Linked DNA regions of Homo sapiens: region 1 is linked to region 2. A link is a loop called in an ENCODE intact Hi-C map of the cell type or tissue named here. Cell type or tissue: Calu3. All regions are shown on one strand.

Region 1 (8,000 bases), 670 kb after region 2:
ATAGTATGTACTATATGATTCCAATTACATAACATTCTGGGAAAGGCAAAACTATAGAGACCATAACAAGTTCAGTGGTTGCTAGGGGTCCAATGGGTTGAACAGGCAGAGCACAGAAAATTTCTAGGGCAGTGAAACTACTCTGCATGATACGATAATGGTGGATACATGTCATTACTAATTTGTCAAAACCCTTAGATTGCACAACACCAGGAGTGATCCTAATATAAACTATTGGTTTTTGAGTGTTAATGGTGTGTCAATATAGGTTCACTAATTATAAATAATGTACCCTAAGGTACAAAACATTGATAGTGGGGGAGGTTGAGCACGTGTGAAGATATGGAGGATATGGGAGATCTTGGTACTTCCCATTCAATTTTGTAGTAAATGTAAAACTGCTCTAAAAAGTAAAGTTAATAAATTTTTAAAAAGTTAACACAGGTGCTTCTACTATAATGCAATATAGACATTCCTGGAAAATCATGCACTAAAAATAATAGGGCGTATGGAACGAATAGGATTAAAAACACTCAATTCAAACTGATGCAATTTTAACTAGTGCACTAACAAAAACAGTGACTCAGGAGATAACTTGGACAGTCTGAACAGGTGGTCACAGTGATATTTTAAAACCACATACACACACAGTCAAAATGCTGGCGGTACTTTAATTAGAGGTCTGGTGAGTGTTCAGATGATATAGGTGGACTCTGTGATATAGGGCTTGCCGTGCAGGTGGAGTAGGAGGGAGCATAACCTGGCGTGAACTGAAAGTCTATAAAGAAGGAAGTGCACTTCTCAAGGAAGAGCACCCAAAGGGCAGGTACTCTTTTACAATTTTCTTATGTAAGTTGGAAAAAGCTTCTGCTAATGTAGTAGGTAACCCTAAGCCTTTTGCTTTGCTGGCCAAATATTTTAATTTTATTCACCATATTCTAACTCCCCTTGCCTGGGGAGTTGGTGGGGGAAAGCACTTATGAACCAATCTAGAAAACTAAGCAGACATCATTCTCCTATTTACCAATTGTGTATGAGCAAATTTGCACCATAGAAATGTGTTTTGTAGCAAGACAAGCTGTAGTTGAAACTCTATGTGAACTTAATCATATAGAAAAACAAAAATCTGAGGTCAGATGTTTTAATTTCTACATTTAGTAACATCTTTTCAACCTTTATCTGCCTTCTCTGACTTTTATACAACGGTTCCCTTTCTATGGAAAAACACTTGCTTGCTTTCCTTTCTAGAACAACTCCCTCAGGCTCCTTCACAAGTTGTGCTCTTCTGCTACCTTCTAAAATGCTGCTGTTTCCTGTTTCTAGTTCTGGATCCCATTTTCCTCTCATTGCACAAATCCTCCCTTGGAATACCTGATCATGCCCAAGGCTTTAATAACCACCCACCTAGACTGACAACACCTAAATCTCTTATCTCTGGCTCAGACCTGCACCCACAAATATTACCCTCATTCTTCACTCAACCCCAAATTTACAATGTGTAAGTTTAACTCACTATTTTTCTCCTCTAAACAGATCCTTAACATAGTAATCTCTATAAACCAATCAATTGTTGCTGTATGAAATTAGGCAATCATTCTCTCACCACATTAAATATGTCATTAAATCTGGCCCATTTTACCATGGCTTGGTCATACAGATGTTTAATCAACAGTCTTCTTCTCATTCTGACCACTACAGATAAAATTCAAATGTTCACATAACTTTTGGACTATTGAGACAGCTTCCTGACTGGTTTCCCTGCCTCCAATAACATCTACCTTAAATCCAATCTCTATTATGCCATCAGAGTAACCAAACTAGGATACTTTGGAGGTGAAAGATGGCACTATTAATAAATTTATAAGCACAGCAGGCATAAACTGGGCCAGCCCTAAGCAAACCTTTACACCTCAGGTCATTGATATCACTCGGCCCTTGCTTACCTCTTCAACCACATATCTACCACTACCTTTCTCTCACATTACATTTCATCCACACAGAATAATTTGTAGTTTTCCAAATGCATTATATTTCTCATCATTCCTTTAAGCTTCTCCATATGCCATACACTATGCCTCAAAACACTATTCCTTCACCCCCTTCACCTGGCTCAATTCATTTAGTTCATCAGGTTCTCAAACTAGATTATCACTTCCTACAGGAAGCCTGGCCAGGCTTTTGGAAGATTAGCTTCTATGTTCATAGCTGGGGTTCCCACAGCACTTCATACATAAACCCTGTGCGAATCAACACACTGCAACTATCTCTTGTCTGTGTTCTCCATTAGACTACACATTCCTTGAGGGCAAAACCAGCTTCATTCACATTTCTATTGCTACAGCATAAATGGAACCTTATCCATAGTTAAGATAAACAATTTTTAAGGAAATGGATAAATATATTTTTTGGTATACTCTCTCTGTAGGGTTTAAGTTCCATAAAGGCAGAAACCATTCTTTGCTTTTGTGTTCCCAGAATTTAACACATTAGATGTTTAATGTTTTGTTGAGGAGGCTCATTTGCAAAGGTGGGATTCATTTTATTAAATGTTCATTAGTACAGACTTGGTGGTGGAAACAAACCAATTGAAGAAAAAATAGAAAAAAATGATATAAATGGAAAGAAAAAGAATAAAATGGAAAGAAAAGAAATGATGCAACAATGAAACTTAATAATAGTAACTATTATTTGGTTGATCTTTCCAAGGTACACATATATACAGAAAGAAGAGACCTCTTTCTTCTCCAATTTAAGTAAAGAAAAAGGGTCCTTCATATTTGGTTTATTCCACAAAGTCCTGTTAACCACAGATGGAAATTTAGGTATAAATGGAAATACAAACTATTCCTTGGCTCTACCAATCTACCATTAGAACTATCCAGAAAGTTTGGATTTTAGAATAAAGACATGGTTCTCATTCTCTACCTATGAGACTGAGTGATATCTACTTCTAAGGTCATCTTAATTGTAAGGTTAGTCAAATTTTTAATAAGAAAATAGAAGTTACTTATTAAGAGTATGTTTTCCATCTATAAATTCATTTAAAAATGTTACTTTTATTTTACTGACTTATTTACTCTAGAATACACATTAATTTCAATAATTATTATTAAAAGCATAATTTTCTTTGTCTAGTGTCTATAGAATTAGGATGAATATGTTATGGATCAGAAAAATGTACCTATACAAAATGCTATGCATAAAAAATTACATCATTCAAAGATCCAAAGTTAAAAAAATCCTTCGCTAAAGAAATATTTTATTACTCTATCTGCTGTTTCTTCTAACCCTCACCATTTTATTGGCTCTCTGTATCTATCCATTGATAGAAGTTTATCTTATATATTTATCATACCCATTTAGTATTAAGATTTTCCTTGTATTCTCTTTTACAAATTGCTCTCATCTTTTAAAATCAGATTTCTCAATAATATTTCAATTCCTCACATACTTCAAAATCCTACTAATATTTTTAACAACCCCTTTTACATATCCTTCCAAATACTAATATTTTTATTTGTCCTTGCACGCTGGCTTGGAGAGCCCTCTACTGGCCTGATGCTGTGTCAAAAGAACATTTGCTTCATCCTTCAGATACCTATTTTTTACATGCTTTCGATAATATGATAATTATATAATTAAAGCCTTTATTCCGAATGACAGAATGTTAAAGAGAAATTGAACAATTCTACTAAAATGCTGTTACCAAAGCAAGATACACTACTTCCATAGTATAGAAATACCATTTTCAAATAACTGTACATTATTCTCAGTACTCATTATAAAGCCTTGCTATCATGTGACAGAAGTCCAAGATGAGACCAAATTATAACATGATGTATTCATAACTAAAGTATAAAAGGCAAGTTGGAGTCTCTATGTTAAATGCCTCTGGCCTCAAGAAAATCTGATAGTTATTTTCTCATCAATATTTCCTGATTTTAATATACCAATGTCTCTAGTATTTATAAATATCACATTTGAAGATATGATGAAGGAAACAATTCCACTTAACTTAAAATCTAGGAATAAAGGCCGTAATGAAGAGAACAACAATAACAACATCCACAAATAGAAGTATATACCACCACAAAGTTATCAGGCCTCACTTTAGATCCCAATAAGTACGCCAACAGTCTTTTTCTTTGGGAAATAAACCAATATAAAGTTTATATAAAAATAAACATGCAAACAAGTTTTAAAGGAAGCTCTTTTTAAAACTGAGTAATAATTAAGGAAAGTAGCCATTCCAGTCATATAAATTTTGTTAACGGGCCTCATAGACTCTATATCTGTGTTCCAATTAGACTATACTCTCCTTATGGGCAAAATTAACCTCATTTACATTTCTATTCATATGGCGTAGACACTGTCTTACCTACAGTGAATACAAATAAATTTAGAAGGAATAGACAAACTTGTTTTCCTATATGGTCTCTCCCTCTGTAAGTTTTGAGATCCATGAAAGCAGGAACTATTTTTCACTTTTGTGACATCAGAATTTAACACAGTGGATGTTATGTCACTGTTTGGTTAAATAGGCTCATTTGTAAAGGTGAGATTCATTTATAAAATACTCATTAGAATCAGACCTCATTGTAGAAAAAATTACATAGAGGAAAAGGAAATAATAATATAAACAAAATATTGAGACAAAATTGGAAAATTTATTTTCAAATTAAATTATAGACAAAAAGCTAATTTCCTTTATATATACAGGGCTCCAAAAAACAATAAGCAAAAACCTACAACCTAACATAAAAAATGATCAAAGGATATGAAAAGAAATGTGAATGGGCCCTTAAATTTATAAAAAGAAATATAACATCACTCTTAAGAGAAATACATATTAAAACCATATGACCATAAGGAGATAAATCTCCCCTTTCTTTTATATAGACCTACTAGAAGGGCAAAAATCCAAGTTTAATAACACACTCTGTTAGCATGGCTGGGAGTTGGGGAGTGGGACGGTGAGAGTTCTTATACACTGCTCTCCTAAAGAGCAATTTGACAGTATCAGTAAAAATCACAAACTCAATACCTAGAAATTTCACTTCTGGAAATGTAACTTACAAGAATATCTGCATATGAGCAAAACAGTATTTATAAAAGGTTATTCTTTACAGCATCATTTACAATAACCCTAAACTGAAAACAACTCAAATTTTGATGAGTAGGGGGCAGGTAGAATAAATTATGCTATCTCCATAAAACAGAAGATCGTGTAACTGCAAAAGCAAGGGAAAGGGGTGTTATCTAGGTAATGATAGAGAAATAATCACTGTGTGTTATATAATTGTATATAACATTTAAAAAAAAGCAAGGTGCCAGATAATGTACATATTCTTATATTTTTTTAAATGCAGAAGAAGGATAAAACACACTTATATCTGCTTGTGATATGCATCAACTCTGGAAGGGATACACCAGAAACTGACAACAGTAGTTCCTGTATGTGTGTGGAGAGGGGTGTGCAATCTGGACAGATGGAAGGCTGTAGTTGGACACTCTTTGCCACACATATAAATAAATATAAATCATGTGAATACATTATTAAGTTGATTTAAAATGTCCTTATATTACAAGGTAAGTATATTATTAACACAAGCTTTACTACTAAAACAGCTACAAAATCCTCTGTAATCTTACCTGCAAACTAGCCACATAAGAATCCTCACAATTTACATAATGTCCTAACATGGCATGTTGAGCCCGTAATTCATTATCCCTTATCCTCTCATGCAGGTGGGTAATTTGTTGCTTCTGCCTGCAAAACATAAATTAAGGTCACATTATGAGTTATAATTTTCTAATAGTTAGAAGAACCTTAAGGAGCTTATTCCTCTTAGATTCCTTTAATATTCCTCTTAGATTCTAACAGTCACACCTTGCTTTCTTCAACAACTCATAGCTTGCTTTAAGCAAGTTATTTAATTTCTGTAAATATGTATGCTTAGAAATTTTAAAACTGTTTTGTGCCAGGCATGATGCTAAGAGCTTTGTATGCAGTATCTCTCATCTTCAAAAATTTATTAACTCTCATGATGAAGTTTTGAAGGAGAGAGCTTTTAAAGAATAATAAAGATAGTATGAGTAAACAAATAGCTTGATGTTTTCCAAAATTACTTACAAAGTAACTTTTGGAACAAGTAAGTTGTATGTTTCAGGTTGCATCAAAAGACCTTGTTCTACTCAGGATGATTTCTAAAATTTGCTAACCTTTAAGAAAATCCACATATAAAACATTAAATAGGAGATAAGTCAGGAGAGATTCGTCATATAACACTTTTCAAATAATTTAAAGCTTTACAAGAAAGAAAAAAAAAAAAACCCTTCCTTTTCCAGCCAAGGTGCAGTAGCAGGCAGGGACTAGTTTTGCCCTCATGCCTGAAACAATTTTTTAAAAAAGACAAAATATAGGAAGTGAAGACTCTCAAGGCATTGGGCCACCAGGCAATTAAGAACAGTAATCTCTTAGAGATAGGTAACTAATGAGGTGGGCCCTATGACTGACTGCACTTCCTGCTGAGAGAGTTTTCAAGCCCCAGCACAGGAATGGTGGTCTCCCTGAATTGAAGACACAAAGCTGAGAATCTGGAGAAACCAAGGCAGCTGTAGTTAGTTCACAGTACTCGATAACCCTTGGGCACTCGGTTGAATACTAATTAATACAGGCATGAGGAAGCTACCGACGGTGTGTGTAGAGTGGAAGGGCAACCAAAAAAAATATTACAGGGAACAGTGCTTCAGGGTGCCTTGGAATTACTGGCTATTCCCAACTGCCAGAATAAAAAGCTTCATGATTCCCAGGGCATCAGCAATTCTCAACTGGGGACAGTTTTGAAACCAGTTAACATTTAGCAACATCCAGAGACATTTTCAATTTTCACAACTGGGGCAGAATGTTACTGGCATCTAGTGAGCAGAAGCCAGAGATGCTACTAAATGTCTACAATGAACAGGATAGCCACCCTCAATAGTGAATTATCTGATCCAAAAAAAATCAACAGTGCTGAGGCTGAGAAACCCAGGGTTTGTAAGATGAGTCTTGTCTCAGTGGGGAAAAAATAACCCTTGATAAAACAGCTCTAATGCCACCTAACAAAACTTAAAAGCAAGTACAAAAACTGCTTCCTAGAATAAAGTTCAGGAATACAAAAATGTAATATCAAAAACAAGTTAAAATTCATAATGCCTGGCATCAAAAAATTATTGGGAGTACAAAAAAAGCAGAAAAAATGTAACTCATAATAATAAGAAAATCCAATCAACTGAAAGTGAGCTAGAACTGACAGAGATGTTAAAATAGACAAGGATAGTAAATCAGTTATTATAACTATTCATATGCTTAAGTTAGAAGAATGAACGAACATGTTAAGAGGAGACATACATGACAAACAACACACTGAATGGTGATTAAAACATTAGACATTACAGCACAAAAGTACAGTAAATTTAAAAACAGCAATAGAAACTATCTAAAAAGAAACACTAGAGAAAAAAGGACAAAGAAATAAAACAAAAAAGCTCATAGTATCAGTGAGCCGCGAGATTATAAGAGGCCAAATACATGTACAATTGGAATCTCTAAAGAGGAGGTAAGAAGGTGGCAGGGGGTGGGAGTAGGGGACAGAAAAAAAATATTTGTGTATAACAGGCCAAAATTTTACCAAATCTGATGAGAACTATACACCCATAGGTTCAGGAAGCCCAGTGAACCCCAAATAAAAGTAACATGAAGAAATCTAAGACAAGGTACATCTAAATCAAATAGATTACAGTGATAAAATCTTAATAGCAACCAGAGGGAAAAAAGATAAATCCATTCAAGGAGACAAAGATGAAGAGGATGGCAAATTTCTCAACTGAAATAATGCAATCAATAAGACAATGAAGTACTTTAAGTACTAAAATTTAAAAGCTCTCAACCTAAAATTTTTGACATGAGAAAAAATTTGAAAACAACACAAAAAGCATACAAAAAAAACCTGTTAACC
Region 2 (8,000 bases):
TACTGCAAGCAATCTATTTTTTTACTAGACTGACCCACCTATACTTGATTTGCAGATAGCAATGAGAAACATAGGTGGTGGCTGTACCAAGAAAGAGTGTATCTACTGGCAAAAATGATGTCAGAGGTGCCCATCTGAAGTGATAGTGAAGCTTCTGACTTGGTGTCACAAGTATTGGGGTGGGGAGCACAGTTGTGTTTTACATTTGGATACAGTAGTGTCTTTTGATTTTTCTCTTGGCTGCTCTATTCCTGGTTGGATAATCAGACCCAATACTTAGATACTCCAAGATACCTGTGAACTACGTAATTTTTTTTAAAAAAAACTTGTTCTTCATAAGCCAGCTAGAGGGGATTCTGTTGTCTGCAGTTATTTTCACAAACAATAGAAGATTTGATCAATTATAGTAATGCATCAATTAATGACAGGGATATATTTTGAGAAATGTGCTAGATGATTTCATCATTGTGAAAACATCTTGAGGGTGAACTTATACAAACCGAGGTGGTATAGCCTTCTATACACCTAGACTGTATATATCGCCTGTTGCTCCTATGTGAGTAATGCATTGCACCATGGTGTTACTACAGCTATGATGTCACTATACCATAGGAATTTTTAAACTCCATTGTACCTTTTTTTTTTTTTTTTTTTTGAGATGGAGTCTCGCTCTGTCGCCCAGGCTGGAGTGCAGTGGCACAATCTTGGCTCACTGCAAGCTCTGCCTCCCAGGTTCATGCCATTCTCCCACCTCAGCCTCCCCAGTAGCTGGGACTACAGGCGCCTGCCACCACGCCTGGCTAATTTTTTGTATTTTTAGTAGAGACGGGGTTTCACCGTGTTAGCCAGCATGGTCTAGATCTCACCTCATGATCCGCCCGCCTCGGCCTCCCAAAGTCTTCCACACTATTGACATTTTGGATGGGGTAATTCTTTGTTGTGGGGAGCTGTCCTGTGCATTGTGAGATGTTTAATAGCATTCTTGGCCTCTGTACACCAGATGCCAACAGCACAAAGCTTCTCAAGTTGTAACAATAAAAAACATCTCCACACTGGCAAATGTCCCCTTTGGGGCAAAATTACCCCCACTGAGAACCACTGACTTACGCAGACACACGAAACATGAAAGCAATTTCTAATGAAGCATTTAACAATATTTTTCAAGATCTTGAGAAACTACATCTTAGTGCATATACATCTTAGTGCATATATTATACCATAGATAGGAGATCTTGGTATCATATAACACATCTGAAATAAAATGGATACACCTTTCTACCTTTTCACTCTATTGCATTAGTGATATGAAGTTTGATTTTCTTTATATCAGACCTAAATAAGCAAGTTGTCAACTTTATAGGAAAAAATATATAAATATATAACGTATAAATTTTTTTTAAAAAAGCGTAAGTAGAGGCACAAAGCAATTACCTATGATTCATTTTTGAGCCTATGGTTTTTAAATTTTAATGTCTAGAGATACTGTTAACAGTTGGAATCTGATCTTGGAGGTGAAATGAAATTTTTTTTTCTTATTTTCCCCAAAACTGAGAAGAAATATGACTGTTTACCCGAGTTTCATTCTTAAACCATGTTGGGGTGGCCTTTGGGCTGATTGTCACCATTGTTTATATGCTCAGTGATTTCAGTCTGGGGGTGCTTTCAGGGTTTCTGGAGCAGTTTTGAAGCCACAGAAATAATAATTAATTTTTAAAATATCCTGTCAAAACAACTTTTTCTGACTCAAGCATTTGTTTGAAACAGAACATCAGGAATTTTCTGCACACTACAGAATGTCAGCAAGATGGCAGAATAGAAAGTTTCAGCCTTCACTCCCACTGCCTCCATGTAAATATCACTAGCAGGTATCCAAAGAACAGAACATCTCTTTGAAAACTCCACTTGGAAACAGGCCCAAGATACTTGCATGTCCCATAGTACTGAATGAAAACTGAATTACAAAGGTAAGAAGAGTGGTCTCACTTCAACCACATACACATCCACCCACCAATTTGGCACAATACTAGAGAAAGAGGATTTCCATGAGCCCACAGTGTCTACAGGGGGAAAAGGGAGTTGAAGTTATCAAGTTTCTCTAGCTTCCCAACACACTTCTCAGGATGCTCACTCTGGTCTCACCTCACAGGAAACATTGGGACCAATGACTTAGCTATAATGCCTGGAGTCAGGTAGAAAGAAAGAAGGCAGAGGTCATGGTGACTAGCACTAAAATCTTGGTGGTAGGTCTGTGTTCCTGCCAGTTACGGTGCTCAGTCAGAGATACCAGCAAACCTTATAGCCCACCTGCAAAACTGATCTGATCACCTTTGGAAGCATGGAGGAAGGTTAAACCTAGCCTGAGTCCCTAGATGGTTAGTCTCCATACCCAGTGTCAGAGTCCACAAAAATAACCTTGCCCAGGTCGAGACACCCACCTCTGCCCATTTCAAAGAACAGAAGCTAGATCTGATTGCCCTGGGCAGTCAAGCAGTAGCTCTACTCAGCCAAAAATCCTGCTCAATGACCCCATCCAGACAGGAAGGTGCCTGCCTCTGCCCATTTCAGAGAATCATAGGGACTGGACCTGCTTGACCCAGGAGGTCACAGTGTCTCAACTCAGTGAAATGTCCATACCATGGCTCCACCCTGACAAGGAGTCAATCCTCAATCATGCATTTCTAAGAAGTATAACCTCTGGTCTTGCCCATCCTCAGCAGAAACTATGCCTAACTTCAGAGACCAACTTCAGTCTTGCCTAACTGCAGACCACAAATAGCAAAATTGTTTGGCCAGGGAATGCATTCTGTGATTTATGAGACCACAAGCCATTGCAGTCCACAGCCAGCAGCTCTGACCAATAGCAGAATCCAGCCAGTGATCTTGCCAGACAGTGGAGGTAAGCCAGCAGCCCACCTGACATCAGAGGAAAGACGGCAGCCCAGCCAACTAGAGAACTCACAACAAGCTCTCCTTGTCTGGATTTATTATCACCTCACCGGCCCTTCAAGAATCACAAGCTAGATTAAATATCAAAGATCTATCCCTGTCAAAGAACACAAGTAATGGCCAGAAGAGGGGGCTGTTTCCTTAAAAATGTAGAGAATAATGCAAGGACACAAGGATTACAAAAAATTAGAGAATCATAATACATCCAATAGAAACCAATAAAGCTCCAGTAATGCACCCTAAGGAAATAAATAATAGTTGAAATCTAAAAAATAGAATAAAATTACAGTATTTGCTACTCAAAAAAAGAAGGAAAAAGAAATGGAGATCTATGAAATGACTGATAAAGAATTCAGATTAATCTCAAAGCATTTCAGTTACTTCAAAGAATACATGGATAGTAAATTAAATAAAATCTGGAAAATAATACATGAACAAATTAAGAAGTGTGACAAAAATGAAAACAATAAAAAACCAAATAGAAATCCTAGAGATAAAGAATATCATTACTAAATTTAAAAATTCAATAGAAAGTTTCAACATTAGACTTGATAAAGTGGAAGAAAGAATCAATGAACTCAAAGACAGAACATTTGAAATGAAAAACAAAAAGAAGAATGAAAAAGAATAAAGAAATCTTATGGGAATTATGGGATCCCCATCAAAAAGCCAAAACTTTACATATACAACCTAGCAGAGACTCACCTTACTTTTAAGGATACACATAGATTGAAAGTGAAGGGATTGAAAAAGATGTTCCCTACAAATAAAAACCAAAAGAGAGCAAGGATAGCTACACTAATATCACACAAAATAGACTTTAAGTCAAAAACTGTGAAAAGAGACAAAGAACTTATGTAATTATAAAGAAGCAATTAATCAAGAGATATAACAATTGTGAATATATATATATATATATATATAGCACCAAACATAGAAGCACCTAAATATATAAAACAAGTATTAAAGAATATGAGGGGAGAGATAGCTTGCAATACAATAATAATAAGGAACTTCAATATCCCACTTTCAACAATGGGCAGGTCATTCAGACATAAAACCAATGAGACAATACTGGACTTGAACAACACTATAGGCCAAGTGAAACCAACAGACAAATACAAGACATTCCATTCAACAACAGCAGAATATATATTCTTCTCAAGTGCACACACAGATAGGTCATATGTTAGATCACAAAATATGCCTTAGCAAATTTAAGGTGGATGAAATAATATCAAGTATCTTTTCCAACTATAATGAATTGAAACTAGAAATCAATAACAGGAGGAATTTTAGAAAATTTGCAAATACATGGAATTTAAACATGTTCCTGAACAACCAATGGGTCAATAAAGAAATTTAAAAGAAAATTTAAAAATATCTTTAGATAAATGAAAATGAAAACACAATATACCAAAACTTATGGGATACAACACAATCAGTTCTCAAAGGAAAGTTTACAGCAATAAACACCTACATCAAAAATAAACAAAACATCTAAAATAAACAACATTACTCCTCACTGAACTAGAAAAAGAACAAACTAAGCCCAAAGTTAGCAGAAGGAAGGAAATAATAAAAATCAGAGTAGATTTTTATTATTAAAATAAAATAAATAAAATAAAGACTAGAAAAAAAAACCATACAAAAGATCAACAAAACTTAAGAGTTAGTGATTTTAAATGATAAAATCCACAAGTCTTTAGCTAGAATAAGAAAAAGAGATGATTCAAATAAATAAAGTCAGAAACAAAAGAGGAGCCATTGCAACTAATATCACAGAAATACAAAGGATCACAAGAGACTACTATGACCAATTATACAACAAATTGGATAAACTAGAAGAAATTGACAAATTTCTTCACATATATTTAGGTTAGTGCAAAAGTAATTGCGGTTTTTGCCATTGCCATGCAACCTACCAAGACTGAATCATCATGAAGAAATGGACAATCTGAAAAGACCAATAATGGGTATTGAGATTTAATAAGTAATCAGTAATGGGTATTGAGATTTAATCAGTAATTAAAAAGTCTCCTATAATAAAAACCTTAAGACCTGATGGTTACCAATCTGAATTCTACCAAACATTTGAAGAACTAATACCGATCCTTCTGAAACTCTTCAAAAAAATGAAGAGGCAGAAATACTTCTAAACTTTTTACAAGGCCAGCATTTTCCTGATAGCAAGGCTGGGCAAGGACATTATAAGAAAAGATTACAGGCTAATATCTTTGATGAACATAGTTGTAAAAATCTTCAACAAAATACTAGCAAACCAAATTTAACAACACATTAAAAGGATCATTCACCATAATCAAGTGGGATTTATCCTTGTGATGTAAGTATGGTTCAATTTATGCAAATCAATAAAAGTTATACATCATATTAACAGAATGAAAGACAAAAACATATGATCATCTTATTAGATGCAGAAAAAACATTTGACAAATTCAATATCCTTTCACAATAAAAACTCTCACTAAAGTAGGTGTAGAGGGAATGTATTTCAACACAATAAAGGCCATATATGTGAAGCTCACAACTATTATTATACTCAATGGTGAAATTTGAAAGCCCTTGCTCTGAGATCTGGAACCAGACAAGATGTCCAGCCTTGACACTTTTATTCAACATAGTATTGGAAATCCTTGTCAGAGCAATTAGGCAAGAAGGAGAAATAAAGGGCACCTAAATAGGAAAAAAAGAATTGAAATTGTCAGTGTTTCCTGATGAGATGATCTTATATGTAATAAACCCTAAAGACTCCACCAAAAAACAGAACTATCAAACAAATACAGTAAAGTTGCAGGATACAAAATTAACACACATAAATCAGTAGTGTTTCTATATACTAAGAATAAATTATTTCCCCCAAAATAAAAAATTTCATTTCATAATAGCTATAAAAAATAATACTTATAAATACATTTAGCCAAGGAGATGAAAGACCAGTACACTGAAAACTAGAAAATGTTGAAGAAAGAAATAGAACACACAAATAAATGGAAAGATATCCTGTGTTCATGAATTGGAAAAATTAATATTGCTTAAATGTTCATATTATATACAGTAAGATGTGTCTATTTTAAATATAAATAAATCAATAGTTGAGTGGTTGCAAGGCACTGAGGATGAAGAAACAGTGCAGAGATAGGACACAGTGCATTGGTACTGAACTGAAACTATTCCATATGATAGAATAATAGCAGATACATGTAACTATGCCATTGCTCCAGTCCATAGAATTTACAACACCCAAGTGAATGCTAAGGAGAGCTATGTGGTCTCATCATGAGAGTGATGTGTCATTGTAGGTTGAATGATTGCAGCGAACGTACCACTCTATGACAGAAAGTTGTTAGTGAAAGGAACTATGCATCTAAGGGGGCAGAGGATATGGGGGACCTCTGTTTGTCCTGCCCAATTTTAGCATGAATCTAAAGGTTTTCTACGAATTGAGCTCGATTTTTAAAATGGGTATATGAACTTATTTTGTGAGTGTTGATTATACCAGAATTTCCTGTTGTCTGCATGGTACATGCATTGCACGCATGGGCATTAAATTTCTTCTACAAGTAAAAAACAAAACAAAACAAAAGTTCATATTACCCAAATCAATCTACAGATTTAATGCAATTCCCATCGAAATTTCAATAAAATTGAAAATGGAAAAAAACAATAATATGAAACCACAAAAAACTCTGAATAGCCAAGGCAATCATGAGCAAAAAGAACAAAGCTGGTGGTATCATACTACCTGATTTCAAACTACTACAAAGCTATTGTAATTAAAACAGCATGATGCTGGCATAAAAAAAGATACATTGACCAATGGAACAGAATGGAGAGTCCAGAAATGAACCCACACATGTATGGTTTTCAACAAAGGTACCAAGAATATGCAATGGAGAAAGGACAGTCACTTCAATAAATGATGTTGGGAAAACTGGATAGCCACAGGCAACAGAATAAAATTTGATCCTTATCTCATACCAAATACAAATATCTACTCAAAATGGATTAATGAACTAAATGTAAGAGCAGAAACTACAAAACTACTAGACAAAAACAAATTGGAGAAATCACAGAACATTTGCCAAGGTAATAATTTTTTTTATTTGACCCCCAAAGTGCCAATGACATAAACAAAAATAGAGAAATGGGATTACATTAAACTAAAAAGCTTCTGCACCATAAAGGAAACAACTAACAATGGGAAGAGATGACCTATGTGATGGGAGAAAATACTGGCAAGCCATAAATTTGATAAGGGGTTAATATTCAAAACATATAATAAACTCAAACAACTCAATAGCAAGAAAAAAATCCAATTCAAAAATGGACAAGGGACCTAGATGAACATTTCTCAAAAGTAGGCATACAAATTGCCAACAGACATATTTTAAAAAGCTCAACATCACTGATCATAAGGGAAATGCAAATTAAGACCAAAATGAATTATCATCTCACACCTGTCAGAATGGCTATTATCAATAAGATGATAAATAAATGTTGGTGATGATGTGGAGAAAAGTGAATTCTTGTACACTGTTGGTGGGAATGTTAATTAGTACAGCCATTATAGAAAACAGCATGGGGACAGGGCCAAGATGGCAGACTAAAAGTGGCTCACATATGCTGGTTCTCATGGAGAGGAACAAAAGGGCTAGTGAACACTCACCCTGCAGGCTGATCATCTAAGAAACTATGTCAGGATCCATCAAGGCAGCAGGGGAACACAGAGAGCAGAGAGGAGCAAAGCTGGGCACCAGCCTGCCTGGGCTCCGCATGGAGTCAGGAGAACCTCTCCAACATGGGAAAGGATAAGTCAGTGAGAACCCCCAGAAGGATTCACACTCTCTACAGGGACCTGTGCAAGATTGGAAATGGTAGAATCTTGCCGGCCCCTCTGCACTCCCCAATCATGCTTCTAGACTGAGACAGATAGCCACTTGGACATTTTGTGGGGGACAACTCTCAAGTCCAAGGGGACCTCTATAAGCTTTGAGCTCTGGAGCAGATCAGCCCTGGTGCCATAGCCCCAGTAG

The links. A loop is a pair of places that touch in the nucleus more often than their neighbours do. Peaks named below come from ENCODE experiments on the same cell type or tissue, not always from the same donor. Only the 100,000 strongest peaks of a DNase experiment are listed, where the experiment ranks them.
Region 1: a loop joins it to region 2, with 22 times the contacts of the local background. A loop is called at or near these places in 5 of 110 quality-filtered maps.

What each region holds. Positions count from the first base shown.
Region 1 is chr6:118,505,646-118,513,645 of GRCh38, forward strand. It overlaps CEP85L (centrosomal protein 85L), which reads right to left. Exons shown (of 13, transcript NM_001042475.3): 5 at 5,653-5,770. Among named protein-coding and RNA genes, the nearest start is that of PLN, 39 kb to the right of the region's middle. In Calu3, no CTCF peak of the experiment used is centred here; a DNase peak (open chromatin) is centred at 3,546.
Region 2 is chr6:117,837,823-117,845,822 of GRCh38, forward strand. No RefSeq gene overlaps it. Among named protein-coding and RNA genes, the nearest start is that of SLC35F1, 65 kb to the right of the region's middle. In Calu3, no CTCF peak of the experiment used is centred here; a DNase peak (open chromatin) is centred at 3,059.